Regions from separate parts of the Homo sapiens genome. Here region 1 is linked to region 2. A link is an interaction called in ENCODE POLR2A ChIA-PET data of the cell type or tissue named here. Cell type or tissue: PC-9. All regions are shown on one strand. Region 1 overlaps THADA (THADA armadillo repeat containing). Region 2 overlaps LOC112268413 (a long non-coding RNA gene).

Evidence for each region. ChIA-PET counts read pairs that join two places held together with the same protein. Peaks named below come from ENCODE experiments on the same cell type or tissue, not always from the same donor. Only the 100,000 strongest peaks of a DNase experiment are listed, where the experiment ranks them.
Region 1: POLR2A ChIA-PET joins it to region 2 with 5 read pairs; 2 of 35 experiments call an interaction of 5 or more read pairs at or near these places.

The regions. Positions count from the first base shown.
Region 1 is chr2:43,441,299-43,445,298 of GRCh38, reverse strand. The region is part of intron 26 of THADA (THADA armadillo repeat containing); the gene reads left to right. Among named protein-coding and RNA genes, the nearest start is that of THADA, 150 kb to the left of the region's middle. In PC-9, no CTCF peak of the experiment used is centred here; a DNase peak (open chromatin) is centred at 1,788; H3K27ac peaks cover 1,052 bases.
Region 2 is chr2:42,953,208-42,957,207 of GRCh38, reverse strand. The region is part of intron 2 of LOC112268413 (a long non-coding RNA gene); the gene reads right to left. Among named protein-coding and RNA genes, the nearest start is that of LINC01819, 84 kb to the left of the region's middle. In PC-9, no CTCF peak of the experiment used is centred here; no DNase peak of the experiment used is centred here; H3K27ac peaks cover 697 bases.

The DNA of each region.
Region 1 (4,000 bases), 490 kb before region 2:
CTTTTTATTAGTTGTTTCTATTTTATTAGTTTGCATTTGATCATATCCTTTGAAACGCATGTGCATGCTTTGTCTTCTTTGTACGTTTGTTTCCTTTGCGGGGGATGGGGGGATTATTTTTCTTAAGATGAGGTTGCTGTTTTTATCAGCAATCACTGTGGTGAGGAGACACAGGCCGTTAGATGATTTCTCTCTTGTGGGGTGGTTTTATAGGCCAGAATCTAGGGAATAGCTCCGTTTTAATAGTTTATTGGCTTCCCGATTGAAATACTAACTGAAAACCCCCAGGCTTTGGCCTTCAGCATTTGTTTTCATCCAGTGACCAGATTTATGGTGTTTGCTCCATGGCCTGTGAATAAGTCCTGTTTTTAAAAACTGGACACAACCCACACCTTTACTACTGTTTCCTATGCAGTTCCTTACTCCTACATGGTGGCTTTGCTTGCCTTTGCTAGCTTTTCTTTTTATACCTCTGTACATTACTCTGTTGATCCCTATTCCTGAGATGATCGAGAATGATATGGGATGTGTGTATAAGAAATGGGTGTGTGTGGATACCTCCCCCCCCACCTTTTTTTCAACACGTTTCACCAGATGCCTTTTTCACTGCACAATAGTTTTCACTGGTATACTTTTTGTTCAGAAGCATGTGCTTCTGGCATTGCAACTTTTCATATGTGTGGCAGATCTTGAAGACAGGGTTTCTATGAGAAATTGGAGCTTGGTTTAAATTTTTTCTAGGCTGTTAGATGGCAGATTGGATTAAAAGCCTACCAAAATGGCCAAAGCTCAGATGCTCTAAAAACTCAAGAACTAGACCCTTGGCATTACCAAGATTAGATGTGGAATATGCAGACAAATTGAAATAGCTGGAGTAGCAGCGTTCCACCTATGGCTTAACCCAGATGGGAGTAAGTTGTTCTTGGTGTCAAGGTTAGTGCTCCGGAGGAATGTATGGCCAGACAAATGTTCACACACAGGAGAGGCACAGAGAGTGTAAAACACAGAGACTACTATGTTAAAATGGCTTCAGATTGATATGGAACCATTCTTGATATGCTAGTAAGTGCAGTAAGCTGATTATAGGACACTATATGAGGAGGGAGGTGTAGATGGACCTACATCAAAACATAAAACTGGTGGCTAAATTTAGTTGGTAAGTTCGTGGTGATTTTTAGATTTCTCTTTGTGGCATTCTTTATTTTTTCCTCAATAACCATATAGTGCTAGAATAATATTTCTAAAGCTTTTAAAATAAAACGAAATGGTGCCTGGCAGGTGTTTTCTTTGATTCAGTAAACCTCTGTTGCTGACCTGTTTTGTCCAGGCCCTGGCTGTGGGCTCTGTGGAGTCTAGCAATGAACGGATCATGCCAAGGGTTGCCTTGTTGGTAGAGGTTACCGCCACTCTTGCTCTCTGCACCTTATGCTTTGTGCTAGGCAAGTAGAGATCTGCAAGTAGCTTCTGTGTTTCCCCAAGGGCCTCTCATCAGTTGTGCCTGCATATCCTTACCTGGTGGGAGAGGGAATAACTCACCTTTTGCATAGTCTGACAGTTCTGAATTTAAAGCTGCTTCATTCTCACTCTTTATCCTGATTTGTTTGTTTTCACCTGTCTGTTTTATCCCATTCACAATTTTTAGTGGTCTCCTTTTTTCTTCCTAGGAGCTTGAACTTACAGAGCTTCAGTTTTTCCTTTTTGGCTATCACTTTTATTGTTTTCCAGGCTGGTTTTTGATCACATAGATAAACGTTTGAAATGCCTGTCACTGGAGAATTTACCCCCAGGGCTCGCTATATCTGCAGTGGTAACTTATTAGCCTGTTTGCTTGTTTCGGTGAACTAGAATTGAACTGTTTGTAAACCAGTGAGACAAGCGTTATTTATTTGTGTTTAAGAACATTTCAAGCTCTGGCAGGGTACTCATTTTATTAACTCAAATGATGATTCTGAATGCCACTACATTTATACCTGATGATGCATTTTGTGTAATTATTAATGTGTTACTATCTTGGTCATAATTCCTTTTCTCCTTGCCTGTCTTAAGGACTCTGTCCTTGTGTTTCGCTTCACTCACTCGGCAACTGTTTAGTAGGCACCAGCTGTAAACTGGGCATTATACTCAGTATCTTAAATATTGTGGAGAAAATGAAGTCAGCTATGGTTTCTTCTTGTGCAGAGTGTATAATCTAGTGGGCAAAATAAGCAAGAAAACAGGAAGTTTCATGTATGACATGCTGCCTGTGTTAGGGAAAGCAAAGGGTGTAGTGTACAACCGAGGACAGGTACCTAAGCTAGACTTGAGATATCAGGGAATGTGTCCTGGAAGAAGTCTGCCTAAGCCCAAAGTTGAAAGATTATTTGGAGTTAGTCTGACAGGAGGGGTGCGGTGGGCAGCAGAGGCGGAGAGTGGAGGTGTTCCTGGCAGAAAGTACAATATTTGCCACAATCTAGAGGGTAGAGAGAGCATAGAATGTTGATGGAACTAGAAGACATGGTCCTTAACCTACAGAAATCTGTGCTCTAGTTGAGGTGATAAGGGACACATTTAGTGAAGGTCCATGGGGTCACCATGTTTCTACTCTCTAGCCTAGTCCATCTGCTCTTGTAACATATCTCTCCTGTTCAGAAACTGTCAAAGCCCATAAGACAGCAAAGCTGCTTAGCTTGGCATTCAAGTTTCTAAAAAAAATTAATGCCAGAAAAAAAATTTTTGTACCTTCTTTCGTCATGAAGTCCTCTTGTCATCCAGTCAGCTTAAGTACTTTTCCCTTGCATGCTGTCTTCTCTCCTTTTTAATCCAGTCTTACTAATTTTTCAAGGCTCATTTTGGTTTCCATTTTCTTTTTTCTGTCTTTGCAACTCCGAGTCTCCCTCTGTCGCTCACCCAGGCTGGAGTGCAGTGGTGTGATCTTGGCTCACTGCAACCTCCGCCTCCTGGGTTCAAGCGATTCTCTTGCCTCAGCTTCTGGAGTAGCTGGGATTACAGGCACGCACCACCACGCCCAGCTAAATTTTATATTTTTAGTAGAGACAGGGTTTCACCATGTTGGCCAGAGTGGTCTCAAACTCCTGACGTCAAGGGATCCGCCCACCTCGGCCTCCCAAAGTGCTGGGATTACAGGTTTGAGCTACTGCAGCCGGACTTGGTTTCCAATTTCCCCACAAAACTATCCATAATGATGTCCCCGACCCAAATGATATATTTTCCAACTCCAAACTCTTATTGTAAATATCATTCACTTGACTATTAAAATGGTTTGCCTTATGCTATTAGTTATATTGTATGTGAATACCTGTCTTCTTAACCAGGTTTTAAGCTCCAAGAGCACTGACTCTCTTTTACTCTTAGTATCTCCCATAGGATTGCGCCCAACATGAAGCATGTAGGTACTTTAAAAAAATATTTGCTACTTTTGTGAAAAAAATACGATCACATTACAGTTTTGATTAAGTAGCAAGTGAGAGAGAAGACTCACCTATTCTAGGATTCAGAGCAGGGAGATTCAAATATGACCTAAAATGGTCCTATGATCTTGGCCTTTTAAAGTAAGGCTAGATTACAGACCTTACATGGGCAGTCCAAAACCTATGAAATTCTTTTATATGGAGACACTATTATAAATGGTGATTCTTCTCTCAGTACAACCATGAAAACTAATATGGTCATGGTTAGTTGAAGGCTGGTGTTGATATCAGCCTAATTTCTGGATTCAAGATGCTGTAGAGTCTACAGTAGACCTTTTAGTGTAGTTGAGAATCAGAAGTGAGTGAAGTTTGGATAAGCCCCTTAAATAATTCTGGTTCTCCTACCCTCTACCTATTGAGAGTCTGTTTTATAATACACAAGAATTGTTAATGTTGCATATCCTTCAGACATACTATGTAAATATTTAACCAAGTCTTTACTAGCTTTTGGCTAATGCAGAGTTGAGATGATGCTCCCTGGCGAGTACATGGAGCTCAGCTCTTTTGTGTTTGTAGTAAATTAGAACTCTGGC
Region 2 (4,000 bases):
TGAGGGTTGGAAAAAAAATCAAGAGGCTGGTGCTGGGCGCAGCGGCTCACACCTATAATCCCAGCACTCTGGGAGGCTGAGGCGGACGAATCACCTGAGGTCAGGAGTTTGAGACCAGCCTGGCCAACATAGTGAAACCCCGTCCCTACTAAAAATACAAAAATTAACCAGGCATGGTGGTGTGCACCTGTAGTCCCAGCTACTCAGGAGCCGGAGGCAGGGAGAATTGCCTGAATCCAGGAGGCGGAGGTTGCAATGAGCCAAGATCGCACCACTGCACTCCAGCCTGGGCGACAGAGCAAGACTCCATCTCAAAAAAAAGAAAAAAAAATCAAGAGGCTGGCCTTTCCAGAACCTCGTGGCAGCAAGAATGACAGCGCTGTTTCTGGAATCTGATGGCATGTGACCCGGACTATGCAAATTCTCCAGCCCTCAGTTTTCTCATCTGTAAAGGGGGATGGTTCTAGCACACTCTGCATTTAGGTTTGTGTGATGATTAAATAAGGTAATCCACGTAGATCTCTTAGCACAATGCCCGACCGTCACACACAATGCCTGACCGCCACGCTCAATGCAGGTGGTCAGTGCTCATAAAACAAATGAAGGCACCCTCTAGGAGCTGATGGGGAGAGATTCTGTGGGGAAAAGCACAGCACAGCAGCGTGTATAGCATGCTGCCATCTGGGTGGGAAGCAGAGAGATCAGACCACATGGTCATTTTTGCTCGGATTTTACATAAGGACATTCTGGGGAGATGCAGAAGAAACCAGTAAACAAAGTTACCTCGTGGGAGGTGGGGAAGTGGAAGGGGCGGGGCTGGGAGCAGGACTCTGAACTGTTCCCCCCCCCTTTTTTTTTTTTTTTGAGACAGAGTCTCGCTCTGTCGGCCACACTGGAGTGCAGTGGCGTGGTCTCGGCTCACTGCAACGTCCGCCTCTCGGGTTCACGCCATTCTCCTGCCTCAGCCTCCCAAGTAGCTGGGACTACAGGTGCCCGCCACCATGCCCAGCTAATTTTTTGTACACTTCTTTAACAATTCATCATGTGAGGGTTTTGGATTTACCTATCCCAAAAATGTTTACATTAACATAAAAGGTGTGCTTTCAGCATTATTATTCCTTCTGGGTGTCGGTTTCTTTCCTAATGAGGAAGGTGGTCTATGCGCCACTGCCTAACTAGACTTTTGTGGAATTCAGAAAGAAAGTGAATATGCAAGTGCCCAGAAGAGGAGGATGAGGCTGAAGATGAGCAGGATGAGGCTCGGATGAGGAGGACGAGGCTGAAGATAAGGAGGATGAAGATGAGGATGCAGATGTAGACAAAGATGAAGGAGGGCAGGGGAAGTGGGTAGGGCAGCTCTCCCGGCCGCTCTCATTCAAAGGGCCATGGTGGGACTCACTGAGCCACTGTCCCAGGAGCTGAGCCTCAGTAGAGTTAGATAAGCCATCTAAGCAGTTTGCTCTGGCCTGGGCCTCTGGCCACTTTCCTCAAACACCCAAGGCCCAAAGAAGGCCCCTCAGCCAGCCAAGCATGCTAGGAGAGTTATCTGCACGTGAGTGGGGTCAGGGGTAGGGCTCCTGGGGACCTGCCTGTGACCCTTGACACCTGGCTGGAGCTCTTGGGGGCAGGAAGGGGTGCCAGGAATATGAAGTTGTGGGATGGATGACGGATTGAGAAGGAAAAGGAGAGATTTGGCCGGGCATGATGGCTCATGCCTGTAATCCCAGCACTTTGGGAGGCTGAGGCGGGCGGATCACAAGGTCAGGAGTTCGAGACCAGCCTGACCAATATGGTGAAACCCTGTCTCTACTAAAAATACAAAAATTAGCCGGGCGTGGTGGCGGGCGCCTGCAGTCCCAGCTACTCAGGAGGCTGAGATGGGAGAATTGCTTGAACACGGGAGGTGGAGGTTGCAGTGAGCTGAGATCACACCACTGCACTCCAGCCTGGGCGACAGAGCGAGACTCCATCTCAAAAAGAAAAAAGGAGAAATTTGGCTCAGCTGAAGACAGGGAGTGGCTGGACCACACCAAGGTGAGGCAGGTACAGCCTAGTCCTGGGCTCAGGGACAGGTAATGGGAGAGTTATCTCATTTATTCCCATCAGCAACTCTGCAGCATAGATTCTATTATCATTCAGACGAGGAAGCGGAGGCTTAGAGCGTCTTGGGTCATGGTATGGCCAGCTAGCAGGTAGCCAAGATTCAGATTCAGGCACTGTGTTTCCCTCAAACCACTACCCCATCCCACCTCCTCACCCCAGATCCGGACTGGCCACTTTCTGGTGGACTCAGTTTATAGCAGCAGGATAGAAACAACCATAGCTTAGCTCAGAAATCCTGGCGGTGGCAACAGCATATGTGATGAAGAGTTCCTCCTCCAGAGGGTGTCCACGCTAATGAGACGCCCAGAGGCCAAGGGCAAACGCTGGGAGGGGCCGGGCTTGGGGATCCCCCAGGACTCCGTGCCCCTGAAACTTCAGGGGCACAAGGCTGGAAGAATGAAAGCACTTTTCATGGAATTCCAACAGGAAACCCACGAGAACATTCCTGCTTGAAGGATTCCAACAGGAAAACCACGAGAACATTCCTGCTCGTGGGATTCCAACAGGAAAACCAAAAGAACATTTCTGCTCATGGGTTCCAGCTGGGAGCTGGAGTCCCTATTCCCTGCTAAGGAGGCTGCTCAGTAGGTAGAGGGGTCACAGAAGAGAGCTTGCCTCACTCTCATGAGCTGTCCCCAGCCCCCTAGATGAATTCAAAGATCCCTTTGACCTCTGACCCCTCAGTGGAGCGCCAGCTCCCAGGGTGGGGCAGGTCATTTGGGAGCTGGCCTGCCCAGCTCCCAGTCTTGCTGCTTTTGCTTAAAGTGACTGGCCTGGCCTGGCGCAGTGGCGCATGCCTGCAGTCCCAGCACTTTGGGAGGCCAAGGTGGGAGGATCATTTGAGCTCAGGAGCTCCAGACCAGCCTGGGCAACATAGTGAGACCTCATCTGTACCAAAAAAGGGAGGGGGGCACACGTGGCGGCTCACACCTATAGTCTCAGCACTTTGGAAGGCTGAGGTGGGAGGATTGCTTGAGCCCAGGAGTTTGAGGCCAGCCGGGCAATATGGTGAAACCCCCTCTCCACAAAAAATACAAAAATTAGCCAGTCCTGATGGCACACACCTGTAGTTCCAGCTTCTTAAGAACCTGAGGTGGGAGAACTGCTTGAGGCTGGGAGGTTGAGGCTGCAGTGAGCCAAGATCACGCCACTGCACTCCAGCCCTGTCTCAAATAAAAATAAAAAACCAAAGTGGCTGTCCTGCCATCTGGCTTCCCAGACAGCACACAGCCCCTTCAAATGTTTGTCTTTTTTTTTTTTTTTTTTGAAATGGAGTCTTGCTCTGTTGCCCAGGCTGGAGTGCAGTGGCATGATCTTGGACAGCTCACTGCAACCTCCTCCTCCTAGGTTCAAGCAATTCTCCTGCCTCAGCCTCCCGAGTAGCTGGGATTACAGAAGCATGCCACCACACCTGGCTAATTTTTTATATTTGCTAGAGACGGGGTTTCACCATGTTGGCCAGGCTGGTCTCGAACTCCTCACCTCAAGTGGTTTGCCTGCCTCGGCCTCCCAAAGTGCTGGGATTACTGTGGTGAGCCACCACGCCTGGCCCAAATGTTTGTCTTTTAATGACTGCCCTTCTCTGCCCCTCCAAGGGGCATAACATCATAATCAGATAGGGTGAGGAGTTGTGAGCAGGTGAAAAGCCTCTCTTAAATTTAATTGCCTCTTGAGACTAATCAGTCAACCACCGAGTGTGCCTGGAGAAACAGGACACACCCCTCACCCTGCCCAGCCTCTGTGGCGCCTAGCAGCAGGGCCTGCCTGAAACTCCGTGTGGGGAGGGGCCCTGAGGAACGGGACAGGGTCCTGGCCTTGAGAAACTTCCACTCAAGTAGAGGGGCTCGGAGGCACTCCCACAGGAAGTGCTTTTAGCATGCTAAAAGAGAAACGACCA